2 separate regions of the Mus musculus genome follow, and region 1 is linked to region 2. Evidence: chromatin contacts called from ENCODE Hi-C or POLR2A ChIA-PET data. All regions are on one chromosome and are shown on one strand. Each heading gives the region's core, a stretch centred on a gene start or an enhancer-like site at or near the end of the contact. The rest is flanking DNA. Distances are from core to core; before and after follow the strand shown.

Region 1 (6,094 bases), core at 2,606-5,105, 35 kb after region 2:
AAAGGAGACATTGACATCACCGCTCCATATACACAGCTTCTACTAAGCCAGCAGTGGCCTGTTGCCATTTATTTAGTAAACCAGTGTGGTGCTTGCTCTGTGCTAGGCCCCAAGCTTGGTTCTGAAACTAGCTGAACATCCTGTCCTCAAACAACCCTGAGACTGGCAGTGGACACCATGGTGGTAATGGGTGATAGGAAAAAACAGGGGGCCCCAGGAGACAGAGGTGCTACCATGTTCCAGGAGGATCCCCTAAGGAGGGACAGGGTACCCAAGAATAGGGAAGGTGAAGGAGGAAGGAAAACAGGGTAGAGAAGGAAGGATCCATCCAGGGATACAATGAGAGACCCAGATGGCTACTCATATTGCCAGTGTATAAAACAGGCTCAGGAGGTGCCTTGAACCAAGTGACTGGGGGTGGGGGGAGTAGGAGAAACATGGAGTCCAGAGAACAGGGGGCAGCTGGAGCATCAAGTGTGCCACCATGACTGAGGAATGGACCCGGAGAGCGAGGGTAAGCCGGTGCATGGTAGTGCCAGTAGCAGATGATTCTTAGGGCAGTGGACTGGGTAGGGCCTGAGCCTCCTCTCCTCATGGAAATGCAAACAAATATATTTAAACAGAGACAGAAATCACTCTAGACAGCAGAGGTGCTGCAAAAACAGAGCACGGTGATTGGAAGTGACACGGTGCTTCCCAATCAAGCAAACGGTGCGGTGATCACACTGGTAAAAGATCACTGAAGCCAGGAGGTAGGTATGGAGGGGCCAGGCAAACAAAGGTGTAGGGAAGGAGAGCCCCCTGCAAAGCAACAGCAAATGCAAAGGTCCTGGGGCAGGACCAAGCCTGGCAATTCAACAAGGAGCCTGAGTCTCTGGAGTGGGGTGGGTACGTGAGGACAGAGAGTAGGGGACTCAGAGTCATGTGGGTATTCAAGTCACGTGGGGCTTCGCATCCTACCGGTGGTGGTTTTATAACGACAGAGGCCTTAAAGCAGAGGTCTACAGCTAAGAGAAAAGGCTGTTGGTTCGTGTGACAAGGGCACCCACATGTCAGGAGTATAAACAGAAATCTATTGCTCATTGGGTACTGCTAATCTGTCCACTGCCATCAGCTATCTCCTCAATGGGCTCACAGTAGTGTCCTTTGTGTGGTGACTAGCAAGCTAACCACCCTCCAGCCGCGAGGGGAGAGTGGGCTCATCGGGCCTGATGGTGAGTCTCATGATAGGACCTCAGGGACTGTCTTCCAAAGGATGGGAAGCCTCCTTAGGTCAAGAAATATGGGTCCCTTGGCTCGTACATACACACTCCAGTGCAAATGTGCTCACAGGACTTTGTTGAACTCGAGGGGCATCAGTCTGGAGAAGACATGTGCACAGATCAGATTCCTGAACCTAGGGTGCTGCAGCTGAAGGCACCTCAAGAGAAGAGATGACAGAGGTTGATGGGTGTATGATCTGGTCCTGCCTGAGTCCTTGCATGAAAAGAGCCAGGGGGATAGTTTCGCCCACAGGAGGCCTCTTAGTGTGGCTACTTTCCAGCACGGTATCCCGGACAGGCCCTCAATCCTCCAAGGCTCTGTCCTTGGCCGTAAACTATACAATGAGCTCTCTGTTGCCAGTCCCTCCGAGGCTGTCTGTGGTAGCGGCTCTGCAGTGGGGGGAGGTGGGGTGACCACATGTCTGAAAGTGCAGGAAGCATGCGTTCCTTGTGAGGTCTTTCTTCACGCCATCTGTTTACTACTGAATGGACCGGGGATGGGCAGTGCACCAAATGGGCCACATGCAAATAAGTGTACAGCCCTAACACAGGGTCCTGCCACTCATCCAGACTGAGCAGTGATGTAATACGGCAGACATCTGCGGCAGGGCTGATTAACATTCTGAGGTTCACAAACAAAAATTTTTAGAGTCTATCTAAAGATTCCTTTGCAATCCATCAGACCTGGTGGGTTTAACACCAGCCAAACTTAGGGCCCTTAGGGCAAGAGGAGAGCAAGGGTCTTCCTCCTTGTTTACCTGCCTCCGTTACTCTCTTTCCCTGCTAGAGGGTTCAGCCACAGGGCCAGGCATGCTGGCATGGTTAGAACACTGAGACAAGTGCACCAGGCAGGAGGCGAGTGGGCCGAAGGCAGGCGGGCGGGCCTCAGGAGGCCCAGAGAGTATCCACAAGTGTGTTGCTTTGATTTGTTTTGGCTTGCTCTTCCTTTTCATCCATCTATTTTTTTTTAACTCTCCTGAGATTTTTTTTTTTTTTTTTTTTTTTTTTTTGGCTATCAGAGCTTTGGCCAGAGCAACTATCGATTGGATAAGTAGATGAGAGTCACCCTGAAAAAAAGCCTCAGCTACCAAAAACAGACTCCCCCGACCCCACAGGCCCTTAGCTGCACCAACACCCCTGTCCCCATTTACCTCCCTGGAGAGGCCACTTTGGGAAGTGCTACCTAGAAAGGTGAAAGTTGCTGACAGACTTTTTCAAGAAGAGTCTGAGCTGAGCTTGCAGAGGTGGCTCAAGCAGAGGACAAAAAAAATCAGGCAGGAAAGCAAGAGATCAGGGAGCTAGGCAGAGGCTGGAAGACACACCTAGGGGGCTTCAGGGTGACGCATGGAGCGTGAAGAAGGCTGAAGGCAGGGTGAATGAGAAATGCCAAGAGGAAGAGAGATGAATGAGGCCACACACATTCGGGAATCCAAAGGTAACATCCCTGGGAGCTGGGGGAGCCCAGAGTACCTCCCTGGTGGGGAGCCTGCGGCAGGTGGCTGTCCCACTCTTTTCTATCACCCTGGAAGTAAGAAACCTCCTCCAAGGGTTTGAGTGGCACCGTCCTCACTGAAGTACACAGGAGTGCTGCTCATCATTATTGGTTAGCATCCACTTGGCCCTGCATCTCAGAGTTGGGAGAGCAAGATGAGTCAACAGGAGGGTCTTGGTGACTTTGCATTAGGGAGTAGTCCTGCTCAGGGCAAAAACTGTGTGGGCCCCTGGGAAACAATCACAAGAGAAACGGCCTGCAGGGAGAAAGAGGACTAATGCAGCTTCAGGATGCACAGGAGCTGACTAGGAGGGAGACTCCATTACAGCAAATCAGGCCTCCCTGGGCACCCAGCTTACCCTCCTCTACTGCATCCCCACTGTAGGGCCACAGAGGAGTGGCTTAGACACCCCAGCTGTCTTAGTCAGGGTTTCTATTCCTGCACAAACATCATGACCTAGAATCAAGTTGGGAGAGGAAAGGGTTTATTCAGCTTACACTTCCACATTGCTGATCATCACCAAAGGAAGTCAGGACTGGAACTCAAGCAGGTCAGGAAGCAGGAGCTGATGCAGAGGCCATGGAGGGATGTTACTTACTGACTTGCTTCCCCTGGCTTGCTCAGCCTGCTTTCTTATAGAACCCAGGACTACCAGCCCAGGGATGGCACCACCCACAATGGGTCCTGCCACCCTTGATCACTAATTGAGAAAATGCCTCACAGCTGGATCTCATAGAGACATTTCCTCAAGAGATGATCCTTTTTCTGTGATAACTCCAGTGTGTGTCAAGTTAACACAACACCAGCCAGTACAGCAGCCATGGATCCACCCAAGTGAGAACACCTTGATATGGAGATGGCCCTTCACACCCCGAAAAGCTCTGAAGATGATTGCCACTGAAACCAAAGCCCGTTGTCCTCAGCTCTGAAGAGTCAGGTTCCAGATGTGAGCCTCTGGCAGCCACACTGTGGTCCTGGCTGCATCTCCAGATCCGTGGGCAGCGTAAGAAGAGGCAGATGTATTTTGACAAGGCTGCCACAGCTTCAGCAGCATCCTAAGTCAAAATAAGCCCTTGTCTTGGGCAGCCCCTGGGACGGGCTATTTCTGCAGCATGTTCCCGCTTCCCAGGGGAGGGGGCTAAGGAGTGATTCCAGCTAAAAACAGAAGCTGCCTTGGCTGGAAACTGCAGTATCCTGCTTGATGGCAGTCACTTCCTCTGTCAGGAACCTAGGCCCTTCAGTGTGGGCTCACATTTCCTGGGAGGTACAATGGCTGATCCACACTGAATCTGTCCACTGCCAGGGAGTGGCAGAGAGTAGAGATGAGCCTTCACATGTGGGTAAAGCTTCACCTGCGACAAGTGTTGAGTCTACAGAAACCTGGACGGGTGGCTGCTACTGTTCCACTTTAGAAAATGAGCCAACTGTAGTACGGAGAGGCAGCCTGACCCTGAGGGACCATTAGGGAGAGGGCTTGATCCAATGGCTGTCAGGTTCTCTGGGTGGGAAGAAAGCTTGCAAAGAGCTTTCTCAACCTGACCAGGATCAAGGGGCAATACCAGGGTTTCCATTCTCAGTGCCAGGCAGCTGGCTGTCACTTCTACACACACATCGCCTGATTACAATCCTTTGGGAATGAGAATGGCACCTGAAATTCCCAAGTGCCAGGACTCGGGGAAACTGAGCATCAAGTATAGATATCGGCGCCTTGAGATAAGATTCACAGAGGAAGCCTTCCTGACATGTCGGCTCTCTCAGTGTGTGCACCTCATGGGTATGAGAAGACCCAACATGCCTTTAACATTCCACTCTTATTTCACCGCCTGTAGGGCAAGCTTCAGCCTCAAGGCCTATCCTGAGATGGTACTCAGCAGCCGGAAGCTCACTCCGTGTTCCCATGGCATCTTTCTTGTTGCTTTTGTAGAGATTGTTCATCCTGTGCACAGAAGGAACGCGGGCTTGCTGGTTTAAAGTGGCCCTCTGAGGGTTCTTTGAAAAATAAATGCAGTGAAGGGCTTTATTTTTGTAAGTGAGTGCATTAGAGAGAAATGTTAAGTCAACAGCATAGGTGCCATGCAGACATGGCAAAATGCACAGAGGTGCTACTCCAGTGAGTGACGCCAGGGACACAGAGCTCCTCGCCCTTATGTCAGGCCCTGGCGCCGGCCACCATTCCCTGGGGTTGTCATGATGGTCACCCGAGCGCAAAGAGGTGGAAAATCTTTACCATCCCTGGCCTGAGGTCTGCACTCACGCACAGTGCCTGAGACTTGGCATAGATCATCTCTGGTGTTATTATAATGCTGGCATCCGCTCTGCAAAGTGTCCTCAGAGAGGTGAAGTGACAAGCCTCACAGGAGGTGAGCCTAAGGCACACAGGACTTGCCAGGGCCCAGATAAGAGCCTCTCAAGGTCTGTTCCCTTTCTGCTGCGTCCCTGAGCTCTTATCCACCCCACCCTTGACCTGAGCTTCTCCTGAGTCACCAGTCCCTGTTCCTTCCATTGGTCCCACAATGGCCTCTTTCTCATCAGAGGACAGTCAGGTCCACCAGCTGAGTCAACCTTGCATTTCCACTACAAACTCACCAGAAAACAAGGACTCTTGATCCCATGAGAAAGAACCCAACTGACGACCCAGAGGTGCCAGACAGCCCTGTGTGAGCCTCGGCTTGCCCTGGAGTGCAGTGGGTTGTAGAAGTGCACAGGACAGTTGCCATGGGATGAATTGAAGGGTTGGCACAGAGTCTCAGAGCCGAGCCTGCCACGCAGTATGTAACACAGCTGGTATAGTCTTTGTGCTGCTGTTATTATCAATAGCACCAAGGAAAGAGTCTCAGAAACACTGGCCGCTCTCCATAGTGTCCAGCCCACACATACAGAGGCAAAGAAGGGGGTGCTGTGCCCAAGGAGCCACAGCATAGGCAAGCAGGAAGGAATTGTTTTAGTTATATATATGTATTTACTTATTTAGTGTGTGTGTACATGTGTGCACACATGTGTATGAAGTGTATGGTGTAAATATGTGTGATGTATGTGTATGTGGTGTGTGTGATATGTTTGTGTGTGTATATATATGTGTGTTTGTGTGGCATATGGTGTGTGGGTATGTGATGTGTTTGTATCGTATGTGATGTATGTGTGTGGTATAAGGTGTGTGGGTATCTTGAGTGGTATGTGGGGATGTGGTATATGTGTATGTGTATGGTGTGTGTGTGTGGTATGTGTGTGTGGTGTGTATGTGTATGAAGTATGATGTATGTGTATGTATGTGATGTATGTGTGTGTGCTGTATGTATGAGTGGTATGTTTGTGTAGATGTGGTATATAGTGTGCATGTGT
Region 2 (5,998 bases), core at 1,439-3,938:
AGAGCCTGCTTCTGCTTCTCCCATCTCCATACTCCAAATGTCTGTCCCATGCCTCTCTCTGCCCAACCCCCCGGCAAGACTATGCCAAGCTCCCAGCTTCCCCTGCACTCAAATCCCATCCCCTACTACCCCAGAGACACGACTCTGAGGCCCATCTCTCCCTGGCTGCCCTGAGGACCCTGCCTCAAGGCCAGCCACGTGCTTCTGAATTCCCCTACTGGACCACACTCTCTGCATGAGTTTGCAGGCAGTGTTCCCTCTGTCTGGCGAGCCCTTTGCATTCAACCGTTCTCTTGGTCTCTCTAGGTTTCAACCCCCAGCTCATTTTCTCAGGGAAGTTCCTGCTACTCCTGGGGAGGGCTAGCCTTGACAAGCCTGCAGTATATTTCAGTTGGCTGCTTTCTTGGCAGCTCTTCACATCTCACTTCTGTTTAAGACCAGTGGGGATCTGAGCTTGAACTGTGTGGGTCAAGTCCTTATTGAGCCTCTTTGTCATCCTCTGCAGAAGAAAGCTGTGACACTGGACTGGTCAGATAGTGAGCCGTTTAAGACAGTGCTGAAACTGAGACCCTCCCCTGTGTAGTTAGAATAGCTAGTCTGTGAAAGGAGCTAGTCCGTGTGAGAATTGACGCTTTTCACTACCACAAGTCAAAACCTGCTCAGTCCTGGGTCCTGGAGAGCATCCTGAAGGAGCCCCTATTCCAACAGTGGGGCTAAGGGCCGAAGCTGTGTATGCTGAAGGTTAAACATAGTCACATAGGCTATGGGAGAGGGGTCAGTGGTCCTCTGAACCTCAGCCCCCACTTTGTTAAATGACCATTGTACCTGAAGTAGGACTGTTACTGGAAAGAAGACAGAGAGAGTCCAGGAGGAAGTGATAGGTTGCACTGGGAGGAACTGGGTAAGATGTTGCAGCCCCCCCCTCAATAGCCTACATCTGGTGCTCGGCCAAGAAGAGGCCCACCAGGCCCTGAGTTCAGCAGCTGGACAGACAGTTTATGGGCTATGGGTTGGGATCCGAGCTCCATGCATACCTCCATGTGAACTGGACCATCACGTCAACTGCCCCCCCACCTCTGCTCTCCGTTAAATTGGACCTCTCTAATCCTCAGTGTGTAAAGACAGGTCTACCAGACCATGGGAGCAGGCTCAGTCAACAAACACTGGCGAGATGCTGACATTGCCAGACCTTGGGAAAGGCCTGGGAACAGACACAGATGAGCCAATGCTGGCATCTTGCAGCAAGATTGGCACCACCAGGACTGAAGTGAGGGATGTAATTAGGATTTAAGGGGCTCTCATCTATGTGCCTCTGCAGCCAGGATCCAGCTGGCACACAGGAGGTAGGCACCATTAAAGCCCCATTATACAGAAGAGGAAGCAGAGATGCGGGGAGATGCAGTAGATATCCCCAAAGCCAGGACTAGAAACCAGACATGATTGACAACAGAATGTATCTGTTGACACCAGATACCCTGGTGGTACCACCCAAGCATTTCCTGAGCCAGTAAACAAGATGGGCAACAGCTAGCAGGTTAAGTGGAGAAGGAGCCAGGAGTTTGATCTGATGCCAGACAGAGGCCCATCCTACCCAGCCCTTTGCTGGAACTGATAAAAAGCAGTGGCAGCCTTGGATGGAGATCACAGTGACTGAGGACACTGGATGTCATGTTCACTTAGGAAGCCCAACCCCTGGCTGTACTCTCAACTAACTCCAAACCCTCTCTCCTTCTCTAGGAAGTTAAGCATCTCTGCTGTGCTATCTACTCTGCTTGGTGTCTGACTCTCCTGCATCCCAGCTCATCCAGGAAGCACAGGTAAGGGCACTGCCCAAGGTCATAACCACTCCGGGAGCCTCTGGCCTGGGACTAAGATGGCAGAGGGGGGGGGGGGTTACTCATCCTCTTCTAAGTCGGAGTGAGATGGTTCGGTCAGGGGATGGTTCGATGGTTCGGGCTTCATCTTTGGTATATTATCCTATCAAACACTTCCTCTTAAAGCCCAAGGTGGGCGTTCTCCTGACTGGTTCCAGATGAGAAAACTGAAGCTCAGAGAACAGTCCAGTGCACAGGGATGGCAGGTGGCTAAGGCTGAGTTCCTATCTACTGTTCTTGTCGGTGGTTCAGGAGCCCGTGCAGACGGGGACGCCACGGTCCGTGTTTAACAGATGAATGAGGCAACTGATGAGTCCTGTGTGGGAAAAAGAAGGTGGGACTGGGTCACCACCGGCTCTTTGCTCTTTCTGCTGACTCACAGCACCCTCCTCCTCTCCCTCCTCCTCTCTGCCCTCATCCCCTCATCTTGGTGTCCATTTCCTGCTTCTGCAAAGACAGAAGGACCATGGATGAAGCAGCCGACCTCAGCTCTCCCGCAGGTTAGCAGGCCAAGCTTAATCACCCCCACCTCTAGCCTCCTTCCATCCTCGATGTCTCTTCCCCACCACCCACCACCAGTGATCCAACGTGCATAGTTGTAAACTTGTTTCTTTAAATAAACAGCCTCGAGTTTCATAGCAAATAGTCTTTTTAAGAGGAGGAACCGTCTCCAGGCCACCTCATATTTAGCATACAGTGATCCACATATTTGCACAGAAAGAGTGTGTGTGGTTACAGGGATCGCTTGAACACTATAGATACCATGGCTCCTCCAGATGGGAGCTATTTCCGACACTGAGTCATTCACAGACAACTGAGGAATCCCAGGCTGGGCTCTGAGCCCCAGCACCACAGCCTCGTGGCTCTCTGCCTCATAGATGGGGGAGGGGCGAGGGAGAGAAATCCCATCGCAGAACAGAGATAGAGAGGGCATTTCCGTTATGAGAAAGGGAAACTCTCCCTTTGGTGTTTCCTCCACCCAGAGCAGTCCACCTTCCCAGGCCATGCAAGCCAACATGTCACTCTACAACTAAAAAAAGAAAAACCTGAGACTGAGGAGGGTTAGGGACCTTCCCAGTGTTCCACAGAGAGTCCATGACAGAACTGATACGATTACCAGCCTGTTGACCATAGCCAGCAGATCTTTCGCTCCCTAGCCACCTTCTGCAGCTCCCCTGAAGAGCATCCTGTCCCAGCATGAGGGTCTCTCAGCACTGCCTTCCTTGGCTCCTCTAAGTGCAGAGCTAAGCAGAATCTTTCTTACTTGAACTGCCCTGTGTTTGGATCAGGGCTCGCACAAACTGTGTGCTCAGTGCCTGTGGACTGAGCTAGAGTCAAACCTAACTCAGTAGCAATTCCTGGAGAACCTTAGTTCTCCGTTATCTCCACGTTCCTTCTTGTCTCTATGCCAGTTCTCTATCCATATAAAAATAGGCTCCCTCCTACTTGCCACCCACTTCTGCCCAATTCTATAATGAATCAATTTTATTAATAGGCTTTGGGATGGAAACTTAACAAAGGCTTTTTGTGAAAGTCATCATTTATCTCCCTATATAGTTCACTTCTCAAAGAATTCTAATAAACTAGTCAGGTGGGATTCAGCCCTTCCATAAAACACCATTAATCCTCCTCTCTTTCCCTCTCTATATACAATGTGTCTCTTTAAGCACTGGGGACCACAATGTATCCAGTTATTCTAACAGACAGGAGGAAGAGACACAAAGAGGGGCTCAGTTACATTCTAGCTGGCCACTTAAATGTCTCTAGATTTATATTGATTACCCAGAGACCTAGACAATTTAATTGTCATGGGGGATTAAATGAAATAATGTCTGAGTAGTACGGAGCAGGTCTGTCCTGGGTGTTTCGTGAAGGCTTGTGGGTACATAAACATCTGACTGAGACTGAAGGACTCAAGACCCTTACAAAGCCGACCCTAAAGGGGGAGGGGCCAGCCAGCTCTGCAGTCTGAGCTGCTGAGGCATACATCCTTCAGGAGGTGGCTGAAAAGGATAATAGTCACTACAATAGATCCCCTGCCAGCCACCTCAGGAGGGGCAGATTATTTGGGCTCCTGGTCATAGAGATTCCAGTTGTCGATCCCCTCTACCACTCCCCCACCCCAGTATGAACAGTGTAGTGGTGGGAGCTGCCCTCTCTTCAGAAGCAGGCATATGAGGTAACAGCTGTCCACCTGGTGAAGGATGGGGGTTGGATGGGGACCTATGACACACACAGGGACCTTCCACCAGGTAGGCCCCATCTCCTAAAGGCTCTACAGCCAGGCGCCAGCATTCAGACAACTATAGCAAACCTTGGGAAGAAGGTCAGAAGCAGAGGATCCCCTCTCTAGTCATTCACGTGCAGGAAGTGTTGCGCTCAGGGAATGTTGCGACTGGAATCTTGATGCAAAGCAAAAGCCCTCCTGGAGAGTCATGAGCATCTCCTGTTCACTGCTGGACTCTCTTTCTTGATGACAGTCTGGCTTAGGATAAATAAGCAGAAGTACACAGCAAGTGTCCCCCTGCTAGAGTTGGCTGACTTGGTTGGATTTGTGCAGAGGTATGTAATTGTGCCCAGTGTGTAAGAGGGCACAAAGTGGGCAGGAAAACTAGAAGATCGTTTCTCTTATGGGGTTTCACTGGTGTGGGAGAAAGACATAGGCCCAAAATGCAATGTGAGTGTCCTGCTCACCCCAAACTCATTTATTCCCCAGATATCTGTCTTTTTTCAGGGCCCCTTGCATTCTGAGTAGTGGTTGAGCCAGTTGCCTCTGAGATGATGGCTGCCATCCATGCTATGATGCCAGAGGTCTTAGCCCATCTCTACCATGGTCTTGAGACACTGTTCCTTTCAGCAGTGTCTCTGTCACTCTGGAGTCATAGTCACAGATCACTCACAGCCCACATCTTCATCCCAGCAGTTGCCTGGCTCCTGACCTCAGCTTGCTTTCTCCTCTCATTGCTGAGCTCGTTTGATCCCCTAACTTAGAGGTCCTGATCCCTATGAAGTGGGAGCTCCTAAGGGGAGCTTGGCCCAGTAAGACAGGAACCCATTGGTTTAAAAACATGGGAAGATCTGGACAGAATTTCAATAAGTCGTAAATATTTCTAATGATAGGCCACCTCATTGTACCTTCAACCATACCAACACTACTGCACACTTCCTTTAGTCTTGAATATGGCCCTGGTCCTCTCTGAGATGCCCTGAAATATCCTTAGAACATCATTTGGGGGTCTTCCTCATGCTGTAAGGCCAGATCTCAACTCAACAGTTATATCAGTGGCTGATGTATGAGCGATGTGGTCAGAGCAAGGCTTAGAAAGCCAGCACTCCCAGGGTATTTCAAGATGTCAAGACGAAACATTTCAAAATACCAAGGTGGCCAGAGTCCAAAAGCAAAGAACCAGGAAGGACAGCACAGACCCTCAGGAGTCTACAAAGAAAGTTGAATTAAATAGGACCAAGGGACAGGAACAGATGTGGGTTTGTTGATGTCCTTATGAGTCACAAGCTTCTGAGAAAGGGTGTCAGGAGACATTAATAGAACAACGTTGGTGGAAGGGAAGCCCCCCAAAAGCAGCCATGACTTCCCAGGCCCGTTTTAATCACAAATCTCTGCTTTCATCGTATTATATACTGGACTCCCGTACAGTTTTATTTTTAAAGGCGTCTTTGGACTTAAAAAGACATATATGTGAAAAGCACTGGAGTTGAAAAGGCTTAAACACCCATAGGTAAACATCCCTCACCCTCCCCAGCCTGGAACTCAGGAAGGAAGCTTTCCCATCTCTTCATTCTCGTCTGTAGAGCATCCTCCCAGGAGTGTGGGCTGCCTTAGCTGAGATGCAGCATCCCGAAGGCTGGCATGCACAGGATTGTCGCCATGCGAGATGACTTTGGGTGGTATACAGATGCGTGTTTGTTATTATATCAGCTCACAATCGATGCATATTGGAAATGTGGAAGCCATATATCAAACTCTGATTTATGGAAATAATGTAGCGTTTTCTTCGAGGATAAAATTGTGCATTTTTTAAAAAAAGGCAAATCAGTACAACGAGAATTGCCAAGTAAATGAATAGTACCTAGTAAGGCATACATCGTGGAGGTGGGGAATGAAT

What was found. Hi-C counts contacts between places; a loop is a spot of excess contacts on that map. ChIA-PET counts read pairs that join two places held with the same protein, here RNA polymerase II (POLR2A).
Region 1: a loop to region 2 is called in a map of v-Abl transformed pro-B cells, with 2.3 times the contacts of the local background. The contact joins two enhancer-like sites. A Hi-C loop is called at or near these places in 2 of 37 maps with a recorded cell type or tissue (adrenal gland and v-Abl transformed pro-B cells). POLR2A ChIA-PET finds 5 or more read pairs at or near these places in 2 of 5 experiments (Patski and embryonic stem cell).

Annotation. Positions count from the first base shown.
Region 1 is chr13:54,344,371-54,350,464 of GRCm38, forward strand. The region is part of intron 1 of LOC115488208 (a long non-coding RNA gene); the gene reads right to left. It also overlaps a transcript of Cplx2 not described here. Among named protein-coding and RNA genes, the nearest start is that of Gm52068, 13 kb to the left of the region's middle. Within about 2 kb of position 3,856, at least 1 of the 3 ENCODE cell types and tissues checked has a DNase peak (open chromatin) inside an H3K27ac peak, as active enhancers do.
Region 2 is chr13:54,310,288-54,316,285 of GRCm38, forward strand. The region is part of intron 2 of LOC115488208 (a long non-coding RNA gene); the gene reads right to left. It also overlaps a transcript of Cplx2 not described here. Among named protein-coding and RNA genes, the nearest start is that of Gm52068, 21 kb to the right of the region's middle. Within about 2 kb of position 2,689, at least 2 of the 3 ENCODE cell types and tissues checked have a DNase peak (open chromatin) inside an H3K27ac peak, as active enhancers do.